2 separate regions of the Mus musculus genome follow, and region 1 is linked to region 2. A link is a contact called in ENCODE Hi-C data. All regions are on one chromosome and are shown on one strand. The core of a region is the stretch at or near the end of the contact, and the rest is flanking DNA. Distances in the headings are between cores, read along the strand shown.

The links. A loop is a pair of places that touch in the nucleus more often than their neighbours do.
Region 1: a loop to region 2 is called in a map of T-helper 1 cell, with 10 times the contacts of the local background. The contact joins two enhancer-like sites. A Hi-C loop is called at or near these places in 2 of 37 maps with a recorded cell type or tissue (T-helper 1 cell and T-helper 17 cell).

The regions. Positions count from the first base shown.
Region 1 is chr4:139,577,101-139,582,715 of GRCm38, forward strand. The region is part of intron 1 of Iffo2 (intermediate filament family orphan 2); the gene reads left to right. Among named protein-coding and RNA genes, the nearest start is that of Iffo2, 5.2 kb to the left of the region's middle. Within about 2 kb of position 2,616, at least 1 of the 3 ENCODE cell types and tissues checked has a DNase peak (open chromatin) inside an H3K27ac peak, as active enhancers do.
Region 2 is chr4:118,107,265-118,112,325 of GRCm38, forward strand. It overlaps St3gal3 (ST3 beta-galactoside alpha-2,3-sialyltransferase 3), which reads right to left. Exons shown (of 12, transcript NM_009176.5): 2 at 285-429. The coding sequence starts at 399. Among named protein-coding and RNA genes, the nearest start is that of St3gal3, 25 kb to the right of the region's middle. Within about 2 kb of position 1,692, at least 1 of the 3 ENCODE cell types and tissues checked has a DNase peak (open chromatin) inside an H3K27ac peak, as active enhancers do.

The DNA.
Region 1 (5,615 bases), core at 1,366-3,865, about 21 Mb after region 2:
TGACCCAGGCTTGCGCCGCGTTTGTTTAATTGTGTGTGTGCTTTTTGGCCCTGGCTACTAAGGTGATAGAAAGTCTGAGCCTGGGCTTTGAGAGGGATGGATTGTCATTGAGCAATGAGCCGTTCAGGTTGCACCCAGGGTGTGGGTTGTGATGTCAGCTTCTGGCACTGTCCTGGAATGAGCCGGCCCTGCTGAGACAGGTGGGGTGCGGGCATCTCTCTTTCCCGCCTTTCTGGGAGGTTCCTGGACACCTTCCTTCCTTCTCTGAAGTTTCTTCAAAGCTTTGGATTTTTCCAAAGCCAGCATTCTGCATTGCTCGGGCCTCGGTTTCCCCACCTGTAAAGCAAGGTGGTTTGGACAGCAGCTGTGTTCCTTGAAGCCCCAGGCTTTCTTGATGATACTTTAGAAAAAGCTCCTTGGGTAATTAATACAAAATACAACGAGGGCCTGCAAGATGGCTCAGCAGGTAAAGGTGCTTGCCGCCAAGCCTAAGGACCACAGTTCTATTCCCCGGACCCACACGGTAGACGGGGAGAGTCTGCTCCTACAACTCATTCTCTGACCTCCACACATTTGTTTGTGGCATGAATGCACACACAACACACATGCACACACATACATAAATGTAATAAAAAACCCAATACATCAATCAGAATGCTAGTCCAGTCGTGAAAGTGTTCTTGCTTTTATACATTGATGTCTGTCGATGTACCTGACCCCAGCAGCATGCTAACTTTGAAATAGTTGGCTTCTGGTTAAAGAGATGGATATTTTAAAGAGATTGAAAATTTAAGAATATGTAAAGACTGTGGGACTTTTAAAGTTATTTAGATCTTTCTAACTATTGCGTGCTGCCCGAGCAGGCTGCTTATTCAGTTGCCCGCCCACCCGAGTGTGACAAGACACTTGATTTTCTGCTCATGGCCTCATCAGTTGCATTCACTGAACCTAGAACAAGTTAATTTGTGTATTCGAGTCCATAATATAAATACATACAGAAGGGCATTCTGTTCTTACTGGCCGCTGTATGGAGTTCCCCCTACGAGTTTTGTTCCTGGAAGAAAACTTAAAAAAAAAAAAAAAAAAAGGTTAAAAGGAAAATCTCTGGGCTACGTGATGTGAGAGGGGCTACGGAGGAGGCTTGTCAGTAGGTGACACCCCATGTTAGAGCACTTACTTATCTAGCATGCAGACGGGATATTGGGTTGCAATAAGTAACTATATCTGAGCTGCTAGCCTACCTCCGGTTCTTTGACTACTAAGAGGTCACAGTTTAAGAGATGAGACCAAGGTGTTTAGCTGCCAGGTCCCTAGAGTACCAAAGGTATGGTGGCTTCCTGGAGTGTCTAGTGTGGAGCCTTGCGTTGAGCACTGGAGAGGTCCTGGCTGGAGAGGGAAGGGCTCCAGGGCTGTATCTATCCAGAGGACCCCAGAGGCTCCTGCTTGCTTCACTAAGTGGTAAGCTGGCTGTATAGCTAGGTCTAGAGGCTGCAGGTGTCTGTGGTTCCGTCTCATGACTTGTTCCTAGCCACGTTGCACCTGTAGTTTTCCGGTTTCGCTGAGGTAGAATCGGTCCATCTTAAAGCCACCGAGTTTTAAGTATAGCAGTGATTTTTAGAAAATGTAGAGCCATGTACCCATCTCCAGGGTCTGCTTTTAGAACACCCCCCACGCCCCCAAACTCCTTCCTGCCTGTTTGCAAACAGCTCCCCTCTGGAGCAGTCCCTGCCGGTGTCTCTGCCCATCTGATTTTTCTGAATGACTCAAAAGCTGGATCCCATGATCCGAGGTCTTCTGTCCCTGACTTCTTTTACACAGGCCGTGTTTTAGTGATGTGTTGTGTTTGTGTGTATTTGTAGAACATCCCTCCTGATTGCTAAGTCACACACACAGATGGGTATGGGTTTGTCTGTTTCTTCACCTTACATAGTCTTGGTTCCAAGTTTTAAGTGCACACACCACCCAGAGCAGAGCTTCTGGCCCCAGCGTGCCCCCGCCCTGACTCTGCTCACCGCTTCTTTGGTTTCTCTTTGGCCCAACCTGCTCTTTACCGCGTGGGAAGTGTGGTCACCGAGGCTGTATGGAGGGCAAAGTTGTGAAGCGTTGATCTGGAAACCAAAACAAACACTGCTGACTGTCACCACCCAGTCCACCAAGATCTCTTGTTCTGAGTTTGCAAGTCGGGGGGCTTTCCCCCGGGAGAATCCTGACAAAATATCTGAACTTTAAATACCTGCCTTTTCTGAATTAGTCTCCGAGGGACCTGGACTCCCTTGGGGGATCCCAGGGTGTGTGTCATGGCTGATCTTTTTGCCTTTTCAGATGGCTTTGTGTTTATTGTGCTTTCTATAGGTTCTGGGCATCTCCACTTTGGATGGCCAGAGTCTATACCATGACGTGTTCATTTATTGGAGAAGGAGGGTGGGTCACTTTATGGTCGTCAAGCAAAAGTTTTATGCAGGTCCCACTGGCTGTTGTGGGGAAGTTGTTGCCACCATTCCAGGAAGTGACAATTGCTGGCACAGGCAGCCCAGCTGCCTGCCGTGCAGGGTAACTTTCTAGTGTCCCGAGGTTCAAAGCCCCGAGCCCTGTAGGCCCTGTGATTACAGGCTGGCCGACTTTCTACCCTTGCTGCAGATAGACAGGCAGAGTTTATGTGCTCCTGGCTGGCTTAGTCCTTGGTATTTGGGGCAATGGAGGGCTGTCAGAACATCTGAGGGACCCTTGTAGTCTTTTATCTTGGTGGGCCCTTCAGATCCCCTGAACCCATAGTATGGTGCCTCATGGGTGAGTCTGGGGACAGTTGGAAGCTGAGCCCCAGATATTTGATCCAGGCCAACCACAGGCTCTTTCTTCCATGATTCTAAAGGATAGTCTGTATAGAAACAGGTTTGCTATTGATAAAAGAAATCACCAATTCAGCTGTGTACATTCCTGTCAGAGGTGGAGAAACTGAGGCCCGGGGGGTTGGGGGGGGAGCTGCCATCCACAGCTGGCTTTGGGAAGCCCTTCTAACTCATCCTAACTCTGATGCCCACATCTGCCTCCAGCGGGGCCTTCTCAAAGGCCTTCTTCTACTGCTGTGCTCAGAGTCTTTTAAAAAAGCTCGTTCCTAGGACAGGAGGGACTTCTGTCACAGCTATTTCTGACTGTGAGACGGAAGGGGCTGGGCTCCTAGCTAAAATGGAGGGCTCCAAAAGGGGATGTTAAGTGGGCAGCTGGAGTGTCCCTGACTTTCCCAGCATGTCCCAGGGAGGCCCTCCAGCAAGTGGGTACTGGCCGCTTAGTGCTCCGAGCTCCAAAGACTGTCTCAGAAGATTGTCCCCAGGCCTCTGGCACTTTTTACATTTCTGAAGCTCCCAATAATAGGGTCCTTTAATAATAGGGGTTTTCATTTCTCAGTGAGGCACCCTAAGATGATGTGAAAGTGTTCGAATCCTGACTCTGCCGTTCTGTCTGATCATGGGCAAATCTCTTGGCCTCTCTGGGCCTGGCCCTCTGTACAGAGGGATGCTGGGGAAGAATAGTTTAGTTCTTCAGTGAAGGCCCCACAGCCTGGGAAGGTCTGAGGATGCTCTTTATTGTAGCCCACAGAGTCTGTTCCCTTAATTTATAGGGCCCTCTGGGCACAGCCCTGGGCTGCCCAACAAATCCATTTCAGGACACATTGCCTCTGTCTGTGTCCCATGGAAGGCGCCAGAGCCGGTGCTGGGGGTGGAGGGAAGCCTGGCCTCCCCTTTGTCCTGCTGAAGGGCAGTTCGGCCATTCTAGGAGTGATTTGTGCCTCCGGAACTCTCGATTCCCACACCAGCCCTTTGTCTTAAAGGAATCCACACCCATATCCCCTCCTTCTAGGACCTCAGTTCACTGGAGAACGGGGTTACTAAGTCTCTTGGCCAGCTAGGCATCTCCCTGGGGGACAGATTTGGGAAGGCCTCTCAGAGCCAGAGGGAGGGGAGGGAGGGAGAGAGGTCCCAGAAAAGAAGGGAAACCAGGGGACAGCTGACTCTGAAGATTCCTTCCTTCCCGGAGGAATGCAGGCGAGGCTTTCTGCCGCTGCTGGGGCCCCACCGGATGCATGCCTACTCACCCCCACCCCCACCCCCAGCCGCTGTGCACAGCCACATGTATCCGTGCACAAAACTCGAACATGCTTGCAAGCACCTGGTCTCTGGCTTGAATCTCCACACGTGTCCTGTCAGGTCGCTGTTGAAGGACACTGAAGGGGAGAGCAGACTCTAGCAGACTCTCTTGCATGCATCCTTTGCTGCAGCTAGATTCCGTGGCTTCTGGTGGCAGAACTGATCGAAGCCCCGCTGGGTATCAGATCCTGGAGGACTGGGTGGGACTTTGTGGTCCCCTCTTTGTTGGCATTGGGGACATGATGCCAGACGGGCATTCTGTGTAGTTTTGTGTCACAGATGGCTGGAGTCCTGAGACAGGACTACCTACCCTTGGTTCCCCCTGTGCTCAGTAGTAAATGTGTGAGCCCACTGAGACTGCACTTCCTCCCACCCTGTTGCCCCCACACTCTGAACCCTAACAGGCTGGGATGTGGCTGCTCTCCGGTGCTCGGCAGCTCCGCTGCTCCCAGCTTCCTTCAGTGTTCACAGTGCTCAGTCAGACCGACCAGAGTCCACAATGAATAAATATTTGTGCAGTCTGGGAGGACTGCAAGTCTGGCTGCTGGCTGCTACTAGGTGCCCAGGAGACAGAGAGGTCAGGTGGCACAGGCTGGGCATCTTAGGGGTCTGGCTTACTGGGAGGAAGGGTCAACATCTGGAGTTAGAAGGCACAGCTTCAGTCCGGATATAGCAATTCTGTGAGCTGGCATGATGCCCAGGCCTAGCACAATAGAGAAAAACTGTGGGAGTCTGGGCAAGGTGGTAAGCCTCTCCCAGTCTCAGTTTCCCCATCAATAGAATGGGAAGGCTGCTCATTGTGGTACCATGCGTCTACATGTCTGTCATCCTGGTGCTAGGGAGGCTGAGGCAGGAGGATCTCCATGTGTTTGAGGACAGCATGGGCTATACAGTGGGTTCCAAACAGCCAGGACTACAACGTAAGCTTGTTTAGAAAAGCCAGAATGGATCAGTTGGATCAACTGGGGAAAGCTAAGCTCCTGTATCAGGATGTGGCAGGAGCCAGTGGGCTCACATGGCTACAGAAAGGGTATACACGGGAGGTAAAGAGCTATGTGGGGAGAGTTTGCAGGGTGGTGTGGGGGATGGACTGGCTCTGCGTAGGCTGAGCACTGAGTGCCTGCTTGGGAACTAGGCAGTAGTTTAGGGGTTGGACATACTTCTGGGTGCACCATCCTGCGAGGTTTAGGGAAAGTCTGAGACCAGGTGGGAGCCTCAGCTGGTGAGCATTTGGTTAGCCACGTCAGGGGAGCACCTCCTGTCCACGTCAGGGGAGCACCTTCCTGTCCATGTCAGGGGCTGATGGGATGCCTTCCTAGGCAGGGTGTGGTTTCTTATACAGTCACTGGTACAAGAGGAACTGTCACCCAGCATAAAGCTAGCAAAAGGACCCGGCTGAGCCCCCTCCCCTCCATCGTGGGCTGCTTGAGCCCGTGGAGTCCAGTCCTTGTACAGATCTGTCTAAGGGTGCTA
Region 2 (5,061 bases), core at 442-2,941:
TCGGGACACCTTACTAATAAAGAAGACGCGAGCCTTCGGGAACTAGAAATGCGGGCACAGTCCGAGGTTTGACGTGAAGAGCGGCACATGCTCGCGGGGCTCGGAAAGGAAGCGGAGATTTGCCACAGCATGCAGATTTCAAGGGTTGGGGGAAGGGAAGCACCAAAGGTCTCAGGCCCCAGCAACTAGAGCGGCGGTTTTAGTTTCTATGCCTCCGTCCCGCAGGGATTGCAGCTGCATGGTAAAGCTACAGGCTTGGGGTGAACTACAGTGACCATACTTACTGGAGTCTTCCCATTGGAGTAAGTGTAGCTTCCAGGCAGAATAATACAAAAATCCCAGGACCAGGAAGAGGCAGAGGGCTAGCAGCAGATTGCGCACAAATACCAAGAGTCCCATCTTCACATGACTCACAATTTCCTACATGACCTAAAAACAAACAGGAAAGCCAGTAAGATATTAAGCAGTCTTCCTCCGCATAGTGAAGAAACTCTAAAGACCGTTCCAAATGCATGACAACCACTGAGCCCCGGCAGGGCACGCAGGGGGCGTTTCTAGACATACATGTCCTCTCCTTGTTCCTGTGGACGGCAGATTTCTGGCAATTATAAGCTCTCAAATAAGTTTTATAAAAATGTATTTTGATTTCGTGTGTATTGAGTGTTTTGTCTGTATGTGTGTATGCGTGTGCACCATGTGTGTGCTTGATGCCAGCAGAGGCCAGAAGAGGGCATCAGATGCCCTGGAGCTGGAGGCACAGATGGTTGGGAGCTGCCATGTGGATACAGGGAACGGAACCTGGATCCTCTGCAACATCACCAAGTGTTCTTAATGGTCAAGCCAACTCTCTAGCCTTTTGATTTCTTAAAAAAGAAAGATTTTCAAAGATTTACGTGCGGTTATTCATGGGTGTACTACATGCCTGCATGCTCACCACATGCAGTCGGGTGCCAGGGAAGCCAGAACAGGGTATCAGATCCTCTGCTGGCTGGAGTCACAGGCAGTCGTGAGCAGCCCAGCATAGGTGCTGGGAACTCAATCTGGCTCCTCCAGAAAAAGCAATACATGTTCGTAACCACTAAGCCAGCTCTCTAGCCCTTATAAACTTATACTTGCATGGATGGTGGGATTTGTGTACATATAAGTGCTCTGTCTCCAGAGTCCAGAAGAGGACCTCAGATCCCCCAGAGCTTGAGTTATCAGTAAACACTGTTAACCACTAACCATCTCTCCAGCCCTCAAGTAACTCCTCCGTTATATGCCATCCCACCGTCACTGCCCTAGTCACACTGGCACTGTGTTCGGACAAATCCGTTTTTATTCTCTGCATCCATTTGGCACAGAGCACCATTATTTGGTTCTGCTTCAAATTTTCAAGACAGGGTCTCTAACACTTAGACCTAGGCTGACCTAGATCGTGGCCTGTGTAGCCCAGATTGGCCCCAAAGCTATAATCCTTCTGTCTCAGCCCCCAGGTGCTGGCTGAGGCTTCAAGCACGTGCCACCATTGCCAGCTCAGAGTCATTTCTAACATAAGATCTGAAATGTTACTTCCACACTCAAACCTGTTTGGATTCATTTTCTTCTGTTGCTAAAACAAGTAGGGGCAGACTAAACAGTTTACAGTAAAACACATTTATTATCTCAGCGTCCTAGAGGCCAGCACCCCCACTACGGAGTAGCCCTGCTAGGCCCTTGGTGCGTCACAGGCTGCGCCCCGCCCAGAAACTCCCGAGAAGAGCCTGAGTCCATGCTCACTCCAGCTGCTGCCCAAATCTCCTCCCTGTGGCTTGCTTCCGTGCAGGAAGGGCCAGTCTTTGCTCCTGCAGTTTTTCTCCAGCTTTCTCCATGGCCCCCATCAGTCCTGCAGGCTATGCCCCACCCCCCTCCAGTTTGTCCTGTAGCAGCTTGCTTCTGTTTTCAGCTGGAAAAATTCCTTCACTTTTCAGGGCTCCTATGACTACCCTGGACCTGTCTACATAATCCAGGCTTAACTGCCTTCTTTAAAGGGTCATAATCTTCATTATATCTAGAAAGACCCTTTGCCAAGTGAGGTAACATATTCACTGGCTCCAGCAATAGGGAGGCAGGCATCTTCTGCTAACAGATCTCTTGTTCATTCTGAATTCTGCTCAATAGGGTAAGCCCCTGCTACTTTTCAGGCTGCCCCTGCTTCTCTCAGTCTCACCAGTGCCCTGTGCACTAGGCACCCTCTGAACGCCACCTCATTTCCCATCCCAGGGCCTGCCTGGAACCCATTCTCCATCCACTTTGCTACAGTACCTTCTGTACACTCTTTGATACAAACTTGTTTGTATCCATGGTCCAAGAAGACTTCCCTGGGTCAGACCCTGCCCCCACTCCCAATCACTTAACCCAGTAACCAAATAACATGACAAAGACGTATAGGTATAAATATCGATAACGGGCCAGTGGGATGGCTCAGAGGATAGAGGAGCTTGCTTTACCCTGAGCCGGAAGAGCAGAGCCCACTCCACAGGACCCATGTGGTAGGAGAGAACAGTCTCTCGTGACTTCCACAGTCCCTCTGCCTTCCGCACACGCACTACGGCACGCCCGTCCAACCCTAACATACACAGTGTGGAGATAAGTGTAACAGAAATGTATTAATAGCAAGGTGATAAAAAGCTGCAATTTGCAGATGATGGATGTCCCCCTTAGGACAGCTTTTCCCTTACAACTGGGGGAATTCCCTTACTGTCTCACTGCGGAAGACAGTAGAACGCACCGAAAATTCAATAAAGGAGGTAATTATGAGATTAATTTACAGAAAAGCTAAGAGCTTCTTTAAAAACATTCCAAAAATATGCAATTAGAAAATGTAAGATGAGACACTGAAGAGATAGCTCAGTGGTTAAGAACACTGCCTGCTCTTCCAAAGGACTCGGGTTCAATTCCCAGCACAGACACACACACACACACACACACACACACACGCACGCACGCACGCACGCACGCATGCGCGCGCGCGCGCACACGGCAGCTCACAACTGTCTGTAACTCCAGTTCCAAAGCCTCTGACACCCTCACACCAATGCACATGAAATAAAATAAAATATTTATTCTTTTGTTTGTTTTTGTTTTTTGTTTTTTGTTTTTTTCGAGACAGGGTTTCTCTGTGTATCCCTGGCTGTCCTGGAACTCACTCTGTAGACCAGACTGGCCTCGAACTCAGAAATCCACCTGCCTCTGCCTCCCAAGTGCTGGGATTAAAGGTTTGCGCCGCCACTGCCCAGCCAAAATAAAATATTTACAAAAAGAAAATGTAAGATGTAAAGTATTCCATTCATCATGGCAACTCAATCTGTAAAGTGAATTCAAAGTGTAAAGTGCTTAAAAATGAATTCAGAGAGAAATGGACAAGGCTTTCACCAGAGGACACAGCCAACAAGAGTAATGAATGTAGTATGCTCCTCATGACCCTGCAGCTACTGATGGGCCAGTGGAGTCCTCTCCACCAACTCTGCTCTGGTAACATCTACCTGGAGACAGCAGACAGCATCCAATCCCAGAGGCTGAGAGTTCAGTCCCACAGACCCACGCCAGATGCCAATCACGAGCCCCAGCCAGACTGCCCAGTACTTTTGACCCAGGACCGACAATCAGGATTGTCTAGACCACCTGCCTAGGTTCCACTAATTTGACGGACTAGCTCATAAATCCCAAAGAAACACTACATTTAGCAGCAGAAGAGACATGCCAGGTAACACAGAGGAAAGGAGACAAGGGGCTTCCATGGCCTCTGCAGTTGGCACCCTCGAATCTTCACTTGTTAACTCCATCTTTTGGAGATTTGTGGAAACATTGTTACATGGAAATCATTATACAATGGCCACTGTATCAGCTTACTCTCCCTGAAAAGGCTGGGGAGTGAGACTAAAGGTCCCAACCCTTCACTCTGACCTCAGTCCCCTCTGGAAAAGTGTGGTTTGAGTAAGAATGGTCCCCAAAGACTCCTGTGTTTGAATATGTGGTTCACAGCTGGTGGAACTGTTTGGGAAGGATTAGGAAGTGTGGCCTTATTAAAGGCAGTGTATCACTGGGAGTGAGCTTTATAGTTTCAAAAGACTAAAGTCATTCCCAGTGTCCATCTCCACCTTGTGACTCAAGGTGTAAGCTCTCAGTCACTGCTTCAGAGACGTGCCTGTCGCCTGATAGGCTTCCTGACAAGATGGCCTAACCCTTGGAAACTGTAAACCACCCATCAAAGGCTTTCTTTTATAAGTTGCCTTGGTCATGGTATTTTTATCACAGCAACAGAAACTAAGTAACTAAGCTAACCAATCCCCATCCTGCAGCCACACAGCAGCAGCAAGCTGTCAATCAAGCCATTAACACACACCAAGACATCACATACTCTAAAGACGTTAGGAGTTATAGTGTCAGGAGACAGAGGTGAAGACCAAATATATGTGCCACAAATATCGCTGATATCTCATATCAGAACTAACGTCAGTCTGTAATTATTAAGAGGCAGGAATACTGACATGCTACAAAAGAGGCATGGTGGGACAGTGGGCTCTGAAATTGAGCCCCCCAGACGGATGCATAGACATACAGGCACGACGAGTTTATCTATGCACACATACGCATGTTTATTCAATCTAAACATATACATATAAAGGCCTGAGTGGCTCCACAATTGTTATGCTGGCTGCTCCTAGGAAACAGCATGGGGTGGTGCATCCTTGGGAGGCATCTGTTTTCCCCTGTATACTCTTCAGAATTACAACTGTTATGAGTCACAGTATTGCCTCCGTAATTGAGATTTTCAATGCTCCTACACCTTAACTCAGCTCTGCAGCAAATAGTGAGGAGTCCTATGCAGGGCTCAGTGGGTAGGGGGCTTACTGCTAAGCCTGATGACCCAAGTTCAATCCAGAGATCTACATGGTAGAAGAACCAGACTTTTGCAAGTCGTCCTCTGACCTCCATGTGTGTGCCACGCCATGTACGCATATAAACACTATTTTAAACCAGTCCTGTATAGGAATGCCCATTAGCAACACAGATTTTAAAGATAAAATTAACAACAGTTCA